Linked DNA regions of Homo sapiens: region 2 is linked to region 1. Evidence: read pairs that join two places in POLR2A ChIA-PET (ENCODE). Cell type or tissue: PC-9. All regions are shown on one strand. Links, peaks and the distances in the headings refer to the core of each region. The heading gives the core; the rest is flanking DNA.

Evidence for each region. ChIA-PET counts read pairs that join two places held together with the same protein. Peaks named below come from ENCODE experiments on the same cell type or tissue, not always from the same donor. Only the 100,000 strongest peaks of a DNase experiment are listed, where the experiment ranks them.
Region 2: POLR2A ChIA-PET joins it to region 1 with 13 read pairs; 8 of 35 experiments call an interaction of 5 or more read pairs at or near these places.

Annotation. Positions count from the first base shown.
Region 1 is chr10:86,957,854-86,966,422 of GRCh38, forward strand. SNCG (synuclein gamma) reads left to right here and starts at 746. Exons shown (of 5, transcript NM_003087.3): 1 at 746-965; 2 at 1,780-1,821; 3 at 2,148-2,275; 4 at 4,751-4,822; 5 at 5,112-5,405. The coding sequence starts at 845. The coding sequence ends at 5,132. ADIRF-AS1 (ADIRF antisense RNA 1) reads right to left here. Exons shown (of 2, transcript NR_170185.1): 2 at 7,434-8,475. RefSeq lists enhancers at 1,036-1,635, 2,836-3,436, 4,037-4,636, 7,856-7,915, 7,986-8,305 and 1 more. In PC-9, for the core only: a CTCF peak has its summit at 2,767 (motif pointing left); DNase peaks (open chromatin) are centred at 2,198, 2,718 and 3,818; H3K4me3 peaks cover 2,067 bases; H3K27ac peaks cover 3,117 bases.
Region 2 is chr10:87,042,672-87,051,240 of GRCh38, forward strand. It overlaps GLUD1 (glutamate dehydrogenase 1), which reads right to left. Exons shown (of 13, transcript NM_005271.5): 13 at 7,531-8,569. Among named protein-coding and RNA genes, the nearest start is that of FAM25A, 27 kb to the left of the region's middle. In PC-9, for the core only: no CTCF peak of the experiment used is centred there; no DNase peak of the experiment used is centred there.

The DNA.
Region 1 (8,569 bases), core at 1,576-6,575:
CCATGAAAAGAGCGTGGACTTCGAGGTGGGGCCACAGGAAGTGGTCAGGTCCATCTCAGGGGACCTGCTGCCCATCCACACTGCTGGCCAGGAAATGGGGGGCAATTCATGCCTCCTCAGCACCTTCAGCACTGGGCGGCTCAAAGAAGGGAAGGGACTATTCTGGGGTCACACAGCATGCAGCCAGAGGCCAAGGCATGAGGAAGTCCTTCATTTCCCCACCCCCACCCACCTCAGATCCTCCAACCGGTTTCATGGCAGCCCAGGGTCCAGCGGCATCCAGGATGCTGGTGGGTAGCTGCACAGCCCAGGCCGCGGGAGGTTGGCTGCTCTCACCTAACAGGCCTATGTGGCCCTGACCCCTACCTAGGAAGCTGGGGACAATGGCCAAGGCGCCTCCCCTCTCTGTGCCTGTCTGTCCAGGTGCAGCATAGACACAGCACCCCTGGGGCCAAGAGCACCCAGCCAGGGCTGCCCCCATGGGTGGGCAGGGCAGTAAATGAATGAGGGACAGGTTGGGAGGTGGCCAGCCCCCTCCAGCCCATGGAGGGCACGGGGCAGGAGAGCTGGGCTGAGCCAGCAGGAGCCCAGGGAGCCTGGTCTCTGCCTTCCTATCCTGGAGGAAGGTGAGGCTGAACCTCCTTCCCTCCCTCCCTCCCTCCCCGCCCCCACTGCACGCAGGGCTGGCTGGGCTCCAGCTGGCCTCCGCATCAATATTTCATCGGCGTCAATAGGAGGCATCGGGGACAGCCGCTGCGGCAGCACTCGAGCCAGCTCAAGCCCGCAGCTCGCAGGGAGATCCAGCTCCGTCCTGCCTGCAGCAGCACAACCCTGCACACCCACCATGGATGTCTTCAAGAAGGGCTTCTCCATCGCCAAGGAGGGCGTGGTGGGTGCGGTGGAAAAGACCAAGCAGGGGGTGACGGAAGCAGCTGAGAAGACCAAGGAGGGGGTCATGTATGTGGGTAAGTGGGGCATGGCAGGGTGGGACAGTGTGGTGGCCAAAGGGTGAGTGCCCAGTTACCTTCGCCAGACCTTACTCCCCAGCCCCAGGGAGGCATTTTGGGAGGGGGCGAGGCCCTGGCTATCAAGGTGGGGTCTCCAGACCCTGGAGCACCCACAATGCCCTGTGCACACCTATGTGTGTTTGTCTTTGGCCTCCTCGGGGCCTCTGGGTGTCAGAGACCGCAGACAGGGCTGGCTACCTGTCTGTGCACGCACACACACATTCCCAAGCATACCAGCCTCCCCTGAGCCTGGAGCCCCTGAAGCCATGAGCAGCCTGTGCTCAGGTGGCCCCCACCCTCTCCACACGGGAGCGGCTACAGCCAGGTCACGGATCCCCTCCCTCCCCAGAGAGAAGGGGCAGGCTGGGGGATGAAACCTAGGCTCAGTGTTCCCTCCCCCGCATCCTCTCCTGGCACTCTCCAGAGGAGGAAGGGGAGGTCAAGCCAATGACTCAGCTCTGGCCCATCCTGTCCTGTTGCTGCTTCTGAGGCCCGGCCACACCCGGGCAGGGGCTGGACCCTGGGTCTAGCCAGTGTCCCTACCTCAGGCCTGCTCTCTCTTGTCCCCCACATTCTGTCCTGTCCCCTTCCCATCCATCCACTTCTTCCAGACACAGCAGGAAGAGGCCCTCTGAAGGGGCCGCCGGCCCCCAGACACCATCCTTACCCCCCCACCGACCCCACAGTTTGTCCAGCTGTTCTGTTGTGTTTGTCCTGACCGCCCCCAACACCTCGAGGGAGGTCTGGGCTGACAGCTCCATTTCCTCCCCAGGAGCCAAGACCAAGGAGAATGTTGTACAGAGCGTGACCTCAGGTGAGAAGCCCCAGGGCCAGGGGACACATGGGGGATAGGACCCCTGGGGCTCCTGCATCCTAGTGCTGGGGCTCAAACCTAGAGTCCTGCCTTACCCCCAACTGGGGTCCCAAGCCCTACAGACCCCTGCAGACCATGAGGCTAAACTAGGGTGGGCGTCTCCTTACCCCCACCAGCATCAGAGGTGCCCTGGAGTCAGAGGGAGCAGGGGAGGGTCCCAGCAGGGCCAGGGCTCTGAGCTCCTGGGAAGGGGCTGCGAGCCTGACTCCAGCAGGCCTGCCTTGGGGCTGGGGCTGGGGTGGAGGCCAGCCAGTGTCCTCCCATAGTGGCCGAGAAGACCAAGGAGCAGGCCAACGCCGTGAGCGAGGCTGTGGTGAGCAGCGTCAACACTGTGGCCACCAAGACCGTGGAGGAGGCGGAGAACATCGCGGTCACCTCCGGGGTGGTGCGCAAGGTGAGCCCCGGCCCTCAGACCTGCCCAGTCCTCTCCTGGGCCCAGAAAGGCTGCTGGGCGGAGGCGGCATCACTCCACTCCACACCCCAGGAAACAACACGGGGGGCTGCGGCTGGCTTCAGTTTCAGTACCCACTGAGCGCCGGCATGGGGTGGGGTCCATGCTTGCTGTTCGACCTGCATTCGGGTCTGGAATCACCACAACCACCCCTTCGGGGGACTTGGGAGCCCATCTCATAGACAAGGAAAGTGAGGCTCAAAACCACATCTTCCGGACGGCTCTCAGCACTTAGGAGACACCCCATTTTATAAGTGAAAACAGGATCCCACACGGTGACAGGCAGCCTCCCGGGCAGTGGTCACCAGGCCGGGGGCTGAGTAGCACCAGCCCCGCCCCCAGGGCCTAGCCTCCCTCCCTGGGCTGGGCGGGGCAGCTGCCTCCTGCTGGGAGCCTCAGGGAAGTAGCGTCCCCTAGTGGTAAGAAAGCAGTGCTGCTTCTGACCCTACCCTCTGCAGCTGCCTTTGTGTGTGTGTGCACGTGTGTTGAGTGAGCATGTGGGTGCATTTGTGAGAATGTGTGGGTGTACATGCGTGTGAATGTACACATGCGTGTGCGGCCCAATAGCAGACAGCACAGGAGCAGTGGGGCGCACCCCAGGGACGGGTGTTGGCTGGGTGAGCTGTCCCAGCACCTGTGACACAGCAAGCTCTGCTTTACGCATTGTACGCTTATTAGTTCATTTAATAGACACAAAATCCATGAGACGGTGTGGAAACTAAGGCCCAGAGAGATTAATGTGCCCAAGGTCCCATGGCTAGTTCATGTGAGCTTGGAATTCCCCTGAGCAGCCTGTACTCTGAGAGACCCTGTGGCAGTGTAAGTGGTGGCCTGGGCTAGGATTCCTACCTGGGGGTGGGGCGGGGGAGCAGTGTCCAGCTCTCCTACCTGCTCCAGGCCTCCTAGGTGGTGGAGTCTGAGGCTCTGAGCACTGAGAATCCCTGCGTTAGGAGTGGGTGGGTGGAAGGGTGGGGGCTGCCCTACTCCTCTTGGCTCTGGGGCGATGCCCAGGTGTCTGCTTCCAGGGCCAGCACAGGGTCTCCATGTCCTTGGAGCTGGCAGCCGCTCCCTCTCCTAGTTCCCCTTTCTCGTCGTATGACCTTGAGAAGCAAAGGAACCTCTCTGGGCCTCCGTGTTCTCATCTGCAAGATGGGGGTGAGAGTGTCGGCCTCCCTGGGCTGTGTGATGAGGCAGGGCCATGACCTCCATGAAGCAATTCTCCTGGTCTATGTGAGCACCCAGCAGAGGAAGGTGACCATCATCATCATCATCATCATGTGTCCCAGGCAGAACACATAGAGCCCCAGGGGGCTCCTCCCTCCTCACCCCCAGCAAAAGAGGCCCTGGGGTGAGGGTGCCCGGGCATTCCTTGTGAATCCCGGAGCAGGGCTAGTGAGCCCTTGGAGCCACCTCGAGGGAGACTCATTTCCTGGTGACACCCCAAAACCAGTCACGACTCATCTCCCAGTGAACTGTGAAAGGCCTCAGCAGGGACTATCTGACCACTCATACCCCTGGCCTCATCATCAGCCTTAGGGCAGCAGGACTCAGCAGGTGGCCACCTGCCCTGCCCCTGGATAGCCTGGCCGACTCCCGCCAGCACAGCACTGCCCTTTTATGCCCCACTCCGCCAAGGGGCAGGATGGCCCTGGGGCAACACAGAGGTGACAGTATCCCCGCCTCCCCCCCGTCCCCCGCCAGAGGCAGGTGCTGAGGCCAGAGTGCAGGGCAATCACCAGTGTGGTCCTACACACCCAGCTGTCATGATATCTCACGCAAGTGTCTGGCCGGCATGGAGTGCAGGAGATAGAAGATGGGAAGTGAGAGAGGACTGTGTAACCTCTGCTGGCCCTGACCAGCCTGAGCCCAGAGCCTGTCCAGGAGGCAAAGAGAGGGAGCCATGCTCCTGTGGACTGAAGTGGGCCTGAAGCAAGCCTGATCTGATGCCAACACACCCCACCACTTTGAGCTCGAAGGCCCTGAGCTGCATGCCAAGCCTCCCTGGCCTCAGAGTCCCTATGTGAACCCCAATCAGTCTTCCTTGTAGGGCTACTGAGGGTGGGGTCAGACCTGGGGCTTCAGGGGCCTCTGCCCACTCTAACCCCCACTCCACCCTACCCCACCCAGGTTCCTCATCAGTGAAGCCCAACTAGGGGCTTCCCAGAGACTGGGGACCAGCTTGAGGGGTGAAGCTGGGCTCCAGGGTACTTGGTGCCCCTGGAAGGCCTCGGCATCATCAGAGCCCCGGGTATTGTCTGAATTGCACGCCCCCAATACCTCCAGCCCCTCCAAGTACAACAAGGCCACGAGGGGCCTCTGCTCCTCCTTGAGGCCAGGGTAGACAAGGCCCTGGTTGCAGGGCAGCTAGGGGTCTCTGCATTCTCCACATGGTCTCATGCCCCCTTTTGTCCCCTACAGGAGGACTTGAGGCCATCTGCCCCCCAACAGGAGGGTGAGGCATCCAAAGAGAAAGAGGAAGTGGCAGAGGAGGTAGGAGCTGGGCTCCTGGGGTGCACCATGGGGGGTTCCTTGGTAGGGACCCCATCCCCCACAGACGCACTGCTTCCCTCCTGGGCTCCCAGGGCCCAGAGGGGCCTCCTGACCTTCCACAGCCCCTACAGGGACTGTGTACAGGGCTAACCCTGAACCTGAGTGGGAGGTCCCCCCACGGATGACCCCTCAGGCATGGGGCACAGAAGACAACTTTTCTCAGCCCACTCAGGGTGGCCCATTAAGGCTGGGGCCTGGAGCTGGGTGTGCAGGTCATTCTCTCTCCCAGGCCCAGAGTGGGGGAGACTAGAGGGCTACAGGCCAGCGTGGATGACCTGAAGAGCGCTCCTCTGCCTTGGACACCATCCCCTCCTAGCACAAGGAGTGCCCGCCTTGAGTGACATGCGGCTGCCCACGCTCCTGCCCTCGTCTCCCTGGCCACCCTTGGCCTGTCCACCTGTGCTGCTGCACCAACCTCACTGCCCTCCCTCGGCCCCACCCACCCTCTGGTCCTTCTGACCCCACTTATGCTGCTGTGAATTTTTTTTTTAAATGATTCCAAATAAAACTTGAGCCCACTCCTGCCATGCTTCCTCTGGGTGCTGTGTAGCTTGAGGAGGGGTCCCCAGGTCCTCCCAGGAACAGGAACGGGTTCAGCCTGTTGATAGGACCAGGTATCCTATAGGGACACACACAGGGCATTCATGGGACCTGCGTGAGCCTTCAGGAACACCCCCAACCCACCCATTGCCTTTAACATGGAGGAGGCAGCACTGCCTTCGGCTCCCCAAGACATTCGACAGGACTCACAGTCCCATCCACGGGGATAGCTTAGCTCAGCCTCAAGGTAGCCCCCGCCTGCCTGCTCTGAGTCCCTGAGGAACCCACTGTCAGCAGGAGGTGAAGATAGGCTCCTGGGTCTTCCCTCCATGTGAGTTCTGGGCTCCAGTGTCGCAAGAGGAACAGGGCCACCTAACATCCTCCCTGGGGCAGATGGTGACTTTCAAAGATGGAGAAGTCTAAACCTAGTGAGGATGAAGGGCATCCCACAGGAGAGACAGAAGGTGGACCCTGCGGCGCCTCCCACCTGGCCCCAGCCAGTCTCATGCTCCCCGCTGGACCTGGAGCTGGGTACCCCTTGCACCCCTCCTGCACCCAGAAGCCTGCCAGTTGCCACCAAAAACACAACAGCAGAGACGCACGAAGCCGCACCTTGACAGAAAAATAGTAAAAAGCAACAGCTGCTGAGGTCCTCACAGGCGTTGACTGGGCACTGTTCTGAGCACTTCACCTTATTTAATCCTCAGAATAAACCTCTCAGGTTGGAGCTGTAGATCCAGGTTTTGCTGAGACGCACAGGACTGGGCAGAAGCCCAGGTGGCTCCCCAGCCCTGCTATGGCTGCATGGACCCCAAGGTGCTTACAGTGGATTGCCCCCAACCCAAAGTTTCAAAACAACCCAGGGCTTGCTGGCCAGTGGCCTACATGAAAGGCTGTTTGCCCAGCCCACTCTGAACAAGCCTGCCGGGCACGACGCAAACCACCCATCATGTAGGCCACTGGCCAGCGTGTCCTGGGTTGTTTTAAAGCCTTGCATGCCGGGCGGGCTTGTTCAGACCAGGGTTCCCTGGGGATCCTGGCTTCCCCTTTGATACTCAGATGGTTTGGGCTCAAAGCATCTCAGTGCCTTGCCCCAGGCCTTCAGGCCTGGGTGTTGGAGCCAGAGCTTGAGTCCGTCCACATGTGACTTCAGACACTGCCCTGTCCACACCGCCTCCCCATCCAGCCTCTGCAGTGGATTCAAGGGCAGCCCAGGAGGCTGGGAGCCCAGTCAGACACAGCGGAGCCAGGCTGTATCTGTTGTCTGGCCATGGGCATCCACTGAGGAGGCAGAACGGAGCAGGGGGCTGCTGGTCTCCACATCCCCAAGCACTGCCATGGGCAGGCATGAAGGGTCTGGAAGCAGCTCAGGCCAGTCAGGGCTGTTCCTGCTCCCCAGCCCAGACATGTACACATTAAGCAGGCCTGTATGAACCCAGGAGGAGGCCACCTGGGGCCTGGGTGTGCCCGAGAGTCCCCTGGGCTGTGAGAGAAAGCAAGGAGGAGCAAGGCTGGTCAGGTGATGGGGGTGAGGGAGAGGGCACCTATGCCCGGCTCCCAGCGACAACCTGCCCCAGGTTTCAGGGCCCTCTGCCTCTGCTGGAGGAGCCCAGAGGGGTCCCTGCTGCCCCTACCACAGCCCCCCTACAACCCCCTCTCACATACACTCAGGGCTTGTTCCTGGACTCAAATGACAAACATCACCAGAAAGCCCCTTCCCAGCCATGGGCACTGGCAGTGCTCTTTGCCTTTGAAACCTCATGTGCTCTGCACCCTGTGAGGCTGCTTCTGACCTCCCTGCAGGAGCACGGTTGACTCCCCTTATCCACCAGGATACACTCAAGATGTTTCCAGCTGCCTGCAACCCCAGATAGTACCAAAGCCTACATATGTATCTTCCTACACGTACACATGTGCCTCCCTATGATGAAGTTTATACATTAGGCACAGTAATAGACTAACAATAACCAGTAAGAAAACGGAACAATTATAACAATATACTGTAATGAAAGTTATTTAAAACATGAATTGTTTATTTCTAGAATTTTCTTTTTTTTTTTTTTTTGAGACGGAGTCTTACTCTGTCATCCAGGCTGGAGTGGTGGTGCGATCTCTGCTCACTGCAACCTCTGCCTCCCAGGTTCAAGTGATTCTCCTGCCTCAGCCTCCCAAGTAGCAGGGACTACAGGCGTGCGCCACCACGCCCAGCTAATTTTGGTACTTTTAGTACAGACAGGGTTTCACCATGTTGGCCAGGCTGGTCTCGAACTCCTGACTTCAAGCTATCCACCTACCTCGGCCTCCCAAAGTGCTGGGATTACAGGCAGGAGCCATCACGACCAGCTATTTCTGGAATTTTCCATTTAACATTTTGGACCTTACCAATTGCGGTGCAGGGGCCAAGGGAAAACTTCCCCTTTACCCTCTGAAGGTTCACTGAAAAGTCAGCTCATGAAAGCAGAATAGAAATGGAATACACATTCATTAGCATGCAAGGGGAAATCAGAGTGACTGCCCCACCACGAAATGGGGTACAGATGAGCAATGGGGAAGTGTGGGTAATTTCAGGGGGCTAGTAAATGATTTTCAGGGGAATTCAGTGGGCTTGAAGAACATACAGTGGCCTGGGACAAAGTCTGTTGGGCTCACAGAGCAGACAACGGTTTGCAAAATCTGTCCAGGTATGTGAGCAGGCTTCAGTCTTTCTTCCTGTGACAGCAGTTCAGTCAGAGAAAACTCCGGGAAGGGACCAGTGGTCATTGTTTTCTTCTTTGGTGGGTCCAGACTTAAGGCAGATGAGGAACTTCAGAGAACAACTTCACTGTATGCTTTGGAAGAGACAAAGGGTTGGGGGGCCTGTGGGAGTCTGGTCGGAGAGACCTTAAGGCTTCTTCAGTTCAGAATGTCACACCACTATATTTCGGGGTATTGGTTTCTGAGCCCCAACAATGAGTAACTGAAACTGCAGAAAGCGAAATCACAAATTAGCTGGGGGTGGTGGCTCATGCCTGTAATCTCAGCTACTCAGGAAGCTGAGGCAGAACTGCTTGAACCTGGAAGGCAGAGGTTGCAGTGAGCCAAGATCCCGCCATTGCACTCCAGCCTGGGCAACAAGAGCAAAACTCTGTCTCCAAAAACAAAAAAAGG
Region 2 (8,569 bases), core at 1,432-6,431, 85 kb after region 1:
TTAGTGTGTTGTTCAATTCCTCTAGTTCCTTACTGATTTTGTCTAGATGTTCTATTTACTATTGAAGGTGGGGTATTGACTGGACACAGTAGGTCAGGCCTGTAATCCCAGCACTTTGGGAGGCTGAGGTGGGCGAATTGCTTGAGCTTGGGCATTTGAGACCAGCCTGGGCAACATGATGAAACCCCATCTCCACAAAAAATACACAGATTGGCCGGGTGTGGTGGCGTGTGCCTATAGTTCCAGCTACTGGGGAGGCTGAGGTGGGAGAATCGCTTGAGTCTGGGAGGCAGAGGTCGCAGTGAGCTGTGATAGAGTCACTGCACTCCAGCCTGTGTTGAAGTCTCTGTTATTGTAAAACTATTTCTTCCTTCAATTTTGTTAGACTGTGCATTTTAGAGCCCTTTTTTTTTCTTTTTCAGTTCATACGTATTTATAATTGTTACATCTTCTTGTGATTTGACTCTCTTACCAACATACGATGTCTTTCTGTAACATTTTTTGGCTTAAAATCTATTTTGTCTGGTATTAGTATAGCCACCCCAGCTCTCTTTTGGTTACTATTTGCATGGATTATCTCTTTCCGTCTTTTCATTTTGAAACAATTTGTGTCTTGGGTCTACAGTGAGTATTTTGTAAGTTGCATATTTGGATTGTGTATTACATCATTTAAAAAAAATCCATTCTGCCGATCTTTCCATTGGTCAGATTATTTACATTTAAAGTGATTACTGAAACAAAAAAGTTAATTGACCGGCATGGTGGCTCCCGCCTGGAGGTGAGGCTGCAGTGAGCCATGATCGCACCACTGCTCTTCAGCCTGGGGGACAGAGAGATTGACTCAAAAACAAAAAACAAAAACTTACTTATGGTTGGACTCAGGCCTGTAATCCTATCACTTTGGGATGCTGAGGTGGGCAGATTGCTTGAGCCCAGGCGTTTGAGACCAGTCTGGGCAACATAGCAAGACTCCTGTCTCTACAAAAAATAGAAAAATAAGCTGGGCATGGTGGTGCACACCTGTGGTTCCAGCTACTCAGGAGGCTGAGGTGGGAGGATCAGCTGAGCCTGCGGAGGTCAAGGTTGTAGTGAGCCGTGATTGTGCCACTGCACTCCAGCCTGGGCAACAGAGCTAGACCCCGTCTCAAAAAAACCCCAAACAGGCCGGGTGCAGTGGCTCATGCCTGTGCCTGGCACTTTGGGAGGCCGAGGCAGGTGGGCCACTTGAGGCCAGGAGCTCGAGAGTAGCCTGGCCAATGTAGTGAAACCCTGTCTCTACTAAAAATACAAAAAATTACCTGGCTGTGGTGGTGGGCGCCTGCAATCCCAGCTACTCAGGAGGCTGAGTATCACTTGAACTTGGGAGGCAAAGGCTGCAGTGAGCTGAGAATGAAACACTGCACTCCAGCCTGAGTGACAGAGCAAGACTCTGTCTCAGACAAACCCCAAAAAAGAAAAACAGAAAAACCTATACACCAAAGAACTTACTTACGTCATCATGCTGTTTAGTTTCTACATGAAGTGTTTTGCTCCTCAGTACCTTCTTTTGTGTTTGGTTAATGATTTATCCTGTAATATTTTGATCCTTTCTTAAATTCTTTTCTGTATATTTTAAAAGTTATTTTTTTAGTGGCTACTATGAAGATTTCATTTAACATGCTGAGTTCAAAGTCTAGTTCAGACTGATAGCAACTCAGCTTCAATAGCATACATTAACTCTGCTCCTTTCTCTGTCCCCTACCTATAGTTAACAAATTATGTCTTTAAACAATTAGTGCCTATTAACATAGATCCATATTATTTTATGCATTTTTTTTTTTTTGAGAAGGAGTCTCGCTCTGTCGCCCAGGCTGGAGTGCAGTGGCGCAATCTCGGCTCACTGCAAGTTCCGCCTCCTGGGTTCATGCCATTCTCCTGCCTCAGCCTCCTGAGTAGCTGGGATTACAGGCACCCGCTACCATGCCCAGCTAATTTTTTGTATTTTTAGTAGAGACAGGGTTTCACCATGTTAACCAGGATGGTCTCAATCTCCTGACATCATGATCCACCTGCCTCGGCCTCCCAAAGTGCTGGGATTACAGACTTGAGCCACCGCGCCCGGCCTTTATGCATTTTTTAAATCACAAAGAGGAATAGCATACCCAAAATACAGTAATACTAGCTTTTATATTTAGCGACATAGTTGCATTTACCAGTGCTCTTTATTTCTTCATATAGCTTTGAGTTACTATCTTGTATCCTTTCATTTTAGCCTGAAGGACTCACTTTAGCTTTTTTTTTTGAGCCCGAGTCTTGCTCTGTTGCCCAGGCTGGAGTGCAGTGGTGCAATCTCCACTCACTGCAACCTCTGCCTCCCACATTCAAGTGATTCTCCTGCCTCAGCCTTCCATGTAGCTGGGATTACAGGCACGTGCCATCACACATGGCTAATTTTTGTATTTTTAGTAGAGATAGGGTTTCACCATATTGGCCAGGCTGGCCTCAAACTCCTGACCTCAGGTGATCTACCCACATCAGCCTCCCAAAGTGCTGGTATTACAGGCATGAGCCACTGTGCCTGGCCAAGAACTCTTATATTTTTATTCATTTATTATTTTTGTTTAGTGACAGGTTCTTGCTCTGTCAACCAGGCTGGAGTGCAGTGGTGTGATCAGAGCTCACTGTAACCTCCAACTTCTGGTCTCAAGTGAGCATCATGAGTAGTTGGAACTACAGATGCATACCACCATGGCCAGTTAATTTTTTAAATTTATATTTTGTAGAGATGGGGTCTATGTTGTCCAGGCTAGTCTTAAACTGCTGGCTGCAAGCAATCATCCCGCCTCAGCCTCCTGAATAGCTAGGACCACAGGCCTGAGCTACCCTGTCTGGCTAATTATTTTTATTTTGTATAGATGGGGTCTCCTTACGTCACCCAGGCTGCTTGTGGACTCCTGGCCTCAGGTGATCCCACTTCAGCCTCCCAAAGTGCTGAAATTACAAGCGTGAACCCATGCTGAGCTCCCCCAACCCCCCCTTTTTTTTTTGAGATGGAGTCTTGCTCTGTTGTCCAGGCTGGAGTGCAGTGGCACCATCTCAGCTCACTGCAACTTCCACCTCCCGGACTCAAGCGATTCTTGTGCCTCAGCCTCAGTCAGCTGGGACTACAGGTGCACGCCACCATGCCTAGGTAATTTTTTTGTATTTTTAGTAGAAATGGGGTTTCACCATATTGGCCAGGCTGCTCTCAAACTCCATCCACCTGCCTTGGCCTCCCAAAGTGCTGAGATTACAGGCGTGAGCCACCATGCCTGGCCCCAGCTCCACTTTTGCATTCTTTTTTTTTTCTTCCCTGAGAGTAACATGGGGGAGACTTTAGCATTCTTTATAACACAAGTTTACTAATGATAAACTCCCTTGACTTTTCTGGGACTGTCTTAGTTTCCTTCATTTTTAGAGGTTATTTTTTTTTTTGAAAGATATAGGATTCTTGGTTGACTTTTTGCTGTCAGAACTTTTAATATATCATCTGTCAGTGGGAGAGAGGGGAAGAAGTGTCCTACTGCCTTCTGTACTCCGTGATTTCTGATAAGCAACTGTTAATCTTACTGAAGATCCCTTGTACAGGATGAATCACTTACCTCTTGCTGCTTTCCTGTCTTTAACTTTCTACAATTTGATAATAATGTGCCTCAGTGTGGATCTCTTTTAGTTTATCCTGCTTTGAATTTGTTGAGCATCTTGAATGTGTAGATTCACAACTCCCATCAAATGTGGGATATTTTTGGTCACTATTTTTATTATTTATTTATTTATTTATTTATTTATTTAGAGACGGAGTCTCGCTCTGTTGCCCAGGCTGGAGTGCAGTGGCGGGATCTCGGCTCACTGCAAGCTCCGCCTCCTGGGTTCACACCATTCTCCTGCTTCAGCCTCCCCAGTAGCTGGGACTACAGGCGCCCACCACCTTGCCCACCTGCTAATTTTTGGTATTTTTAGTAAAGATGGGGTTTCACCATGTTAGCCACTGCACCTGGCCTGGTCACTATTTCTTAAAAAAATCTTTCTAGGCCAGGGCACAGTGGCTCACACCTGTAATCCTAGCACTTTGGGAGGCCAAGGTGGGCGGACTGCTTGAGCCTGGGAGTTCAAGACTGGCCTGGGCAACATGGCAAGACCTTGTCTCTCCAAAAATACAGAAATTAGCTGTGCTTGGTGGTGGTATGGGCCTATAGTCCCAGCTACTTGGGAGGCTGAAGGGGGAGGATTGCTTGAGCCTAGGAGGTAGAGGCTGCACTTAGCCATGAGCCGTCAGATCACACCACTGCACTCCAGCCTGGAGGACAGAGCGAGACCGTCTCAAAAAAAAAAAAAACAAAAAACAACAACAAAAAAAAACCATAGGGATATATCTATCTGCATGACTATAGATTAGGCAATGGTTTCTTACATACACCCTAAAGCACACCAACCAGAGGAAAAATTAATTATGTTTTCTCAAGATTAAAAAGGAGACTATCAAGAAAGCACAAAGATAACAGATTGAGAGGAAATATTTGCAAAGTATATGCATGATAAAGGTCAATTATCTAGAATATATATTTCAAAAATTCATTTAGAGATAGGGTCTTGCTATGTTGCCTAGACTAGTGTTGAACTTCTGGGCTCAGGTGATCCTCCTGCCTCAGCCTTCTGAGTAGCTGGGACCATAGGCCTATACTACCACAACTGGCTGTGGAATATGTAAAGCACCCTTACCACTCAATAATGCGGACAAAACCCAATTTAAAAATGAGCAAAGGCTTTAAATAGAATAAAAATGAAACATTTAAGACTGCTGAAAGTGGTTGCCTTGGGGCAGTGGAAAATGGTGAGGCAGGTGGTGTCTGGATTGGAGGGGACGAGCTATTGTGAACAATAAACCTTGTATCACTATTTGGCTCTCTGGATCACGGTTCATAACAAGGGATGAATTTGTTCCACAGGGGACATTTGGCAATCTGAATATATTTGTCATTGTTATAACTGAGGGGGTCTTCCTGACATCTAATGTGTAGAGGCCAGGGATATTACTAAACATCCTACAAGGCAGAGAATTACATAGCCTAAAATGTCAACAGTGCTGAGGTGAAAAACTGAAGTATGTTTGAGGCTGGACGTGGTGGCTCATGCCTATAATACCAACACTTTGGGAGGCTGAAGCAGGTGGATCACCCGAAGTTAGGAGTTCGAGACCAGCCTGGCCAACATGGTGAAACCCCGTCTCTACTAATAATACGAAAATTTGCTGGGCATGGTGGCGCATGCCTGTAATCCCAGCTACTCCGGAGGCTGAAGCAGGAGAATCGCTTGAACCTGGAAGGCGGAGGTTGCGGTAAGCCAAGATCACACCACTGCACTCCAGCCTGGGTGATAGAGTGAGATTTCGTCTCAAAATAAATAAATAAATGAAGTATGTTTGATAAAAATACAAACACAAGTCAATAAAAGTCTGTTAAAAATATTAAAAAATCATAAAAACAATATTTTGTACAATATCCATAGATGTAGTTTTCTTCATGTGCCATGCTTTGACTACCTTAACAAACAGCAGGGCTGGGAAAGCCTGTCAGGGATGTTTAGTGAATATGGAATTTATTTGCTTGTGAGTTAACATGCCAGGCTTTTCTTTTTTTTTGAGACAGTCTCACTCTGTGGCCCAGGCTGGAGTGCAGTGGCGCAATCTCGGCTCACTGCAAGCTCCGCCTCCTGGGTTCACGCCATTCTCCTGCCTCAGCCTCCCAAGTAGCTGGGACTACAGGCGCCCGCCACCACGCCCGGGTAATTTTTTTGTATTTTTAGTAGAGATGGAATTTCACCATGTTAGCCAGGATGGTCTCCATCTCCTGACCTTGTGATCCGCCTGCCTGGGCGTCCCAAAGTGCTGAGATTACAGGCGTGAGCCTCCGTGCTCAGCCATGCCAAGCGTTTTTAAAAAAGTAAATCAGCTCTTTGGCTAGTCATGGAGTAAAAAAAAAAAAAAAAAGGAAAAGAGAAAAAATATAGAAAAAAGGAATGACCAATCCTACTAGTTAGGGTGCCAAAAGCACTGAAAATTCATGCCTTTACTTCTCATCTCCTTAATCAGGGATATTAGAATACACTGGTGTAGAGGCTCATAAAGCACCAGTTAAGTCTTCTTCAGGTGCTATATAAGTCATCTATGGCTATTTCAGAAGCAAGTAACTTGAGTATCGTGTGTGAGTTTTAAAAATAATTGAAAATAGGTCAGGCACAGTGGCTCACCCCTATAATCCCAGCACTTTGGGAGGCCAAGGTGGGTGGATCATGAGGTCAGGAGTTTGAGACCAGCCTGGCCAATATGGTGAAACTCCATCTCTAATCAAAATACGAGAAAATTAGCTGGGCGTGCTGGCACGCATCTGTAGTCCCAGCTGCTAGGAAGGCTAAGGCAGCAGAATTGCTTGAACCCAGGGGGCGGGGGGTTACAGTGAGCCGAGATCACGCTACTGCACTCCAGCCTTGGGGACAGAGCGAGACTCCGTCTCAAAAAAAAAAAAAAAAAAAAAAAAAAAAGAAAATTTCTGTCAAGGTAAAAAGAGTAATTGACCAGATTTTTAAAAACTAAAACCTTCAGGAGCCAAAATTACTGACACTAGTGCTCTCATCTTTATATAGCTAGCACAGGCAATTTAGTTTTCTAATATTACTATCAACAATACTCCTCAACATTAATCTTTAAAAAATTACCATTGGCCAGGCATGGTGGCTCATGCCTGTAATCCTAGTACTTTGGGAGGCCAAGGTGGAAGGATCACTTGAGTCCAGGAGTGTGAGACCAGCCTGGGCAACATAGGGAGACCTCGTGTCTACAAAAAAATAAAAACAATTAGCCAGGTGTCGTACCCATACATGTGGTCCTAGCTACTCAGGAGGCTGAGGTAGAGTAACTGCTTGATCCCAGGAGGTAGAGGATGCAGTGAGCCGTGATTGCACCACCGCACTCCAGCCTGGGTGACAGAGCAAGACACTGTCTCAAAAAACAAAAACCAACCCCCCAACCAAAAAAAAATCAGTATTTCCAATATATAGTCAAAGGCCACCACTAAGACTTATCCCACATTCACATGACTTAAATCTGCTGCCCCACCATTATTCTAACATTCTGGAACTGGTTTTTGTATCACTTTCCCCCTTACACATTTTAGTAGCCCACCTAGAGTGCAGATAGACACCACCATGCTGGGGAAGGGCTCACTATGCCCATATACTGGGGGCCTGTTTATCTGACTGACCCTATGCCAGGAGCATGCAGAGGCAGAACTGTGACATACGGACAAAGACCAAATGAAAGCCAGGCTTCACACTGGCAGTTAAGTAACTGGTGGAATCAAGTCTAGAATCCAGTTCTGATTACAGTTAGTATTCTCTCTTCAATAGTTGTTACATTCTGTGGCTAAATTATTCCACATTAAATCCCCTTTAGTGAAAAACGGCACTAAAAGTTACTTCACTATCAGCTTTCAACATTAGAGCCTCTTTCTCAAGAACAGCTGTTCATATTATTTAATAAAATACAAAATAATTCGAGAATAAAGACTATGCTTTCAGGGATCATTTCTATAGTTCGTTACTCGGGAAGTTTCTCTGAACGTGTAAAGCACCGAACAAAAAAAAAAAAAACAATTCAAGAATAAAATCTGGGCAGCTCACAATAAAGTGGAAGGAAATGTTATACAGGTGGTCGCTATAAACATTTCAGAAATCCAATTGCAGTATTATAACTTATGAAAAGAGAAACTACCACATGTAAAAACACAGAAAAGAAACGTAAGTTTTGGAAAACGTAGACTTTTAATAACTGCTTTTATCACCAGGTTAAGCCATGCAGTTACAAAGTAGTTAGAAATTTCTGAAGGGTGTTAGAGTTAAAAAAAAAAAAAAAGCTGACTCTTACACATATATTATCTAGCACTTCATGGGGACACTACTGTTCAAAAGGCCCTGGCCAAATAACTCCCAAATGAAACACTCAACCCAAGGATGTTTTCAGCCCACTGTTAGTGAAGCTGGGTGCAGAATGCAAAGCCTCTAAAAGGAGAGGATACAAAGTCAGGTGAGTAGGGGCCATTGGCAATGCTCAGAGCCAGCCAGACTCCAAACAGGGAGCCCAAGTGGTTTTTTTCTGGGACACTCTACTTGAATTATTGTTTAATTAGTCAACCATAGATCTTCAAAAGAGAACAATTAGTTAACATGATAAAAAGTGACTGCATTCTTTGGACTGTATCATAATTATAGTAAGCAAATTCTGACAGTTTTAATGAAAATAGCCTCCACCATTTTGCAGGTATGAAGATAACTTAATTATCCACAGGGCTTTTAATGTCTGCTGGACAATACATGAATGATAAGCTATAAATGACATTGTTTTATGATATAAAAATACTAGTTTTTTTCATTTATTATTTCTATAGGCATTCACTGTTTGAGTCAAGGTTAGGCTTGTTAAGTGATTAAAGGCAATTTTATTACAGCAGCATGTACTTATTCTATTCTAAAAGAATAATATTCATAAACAGAAACAGGT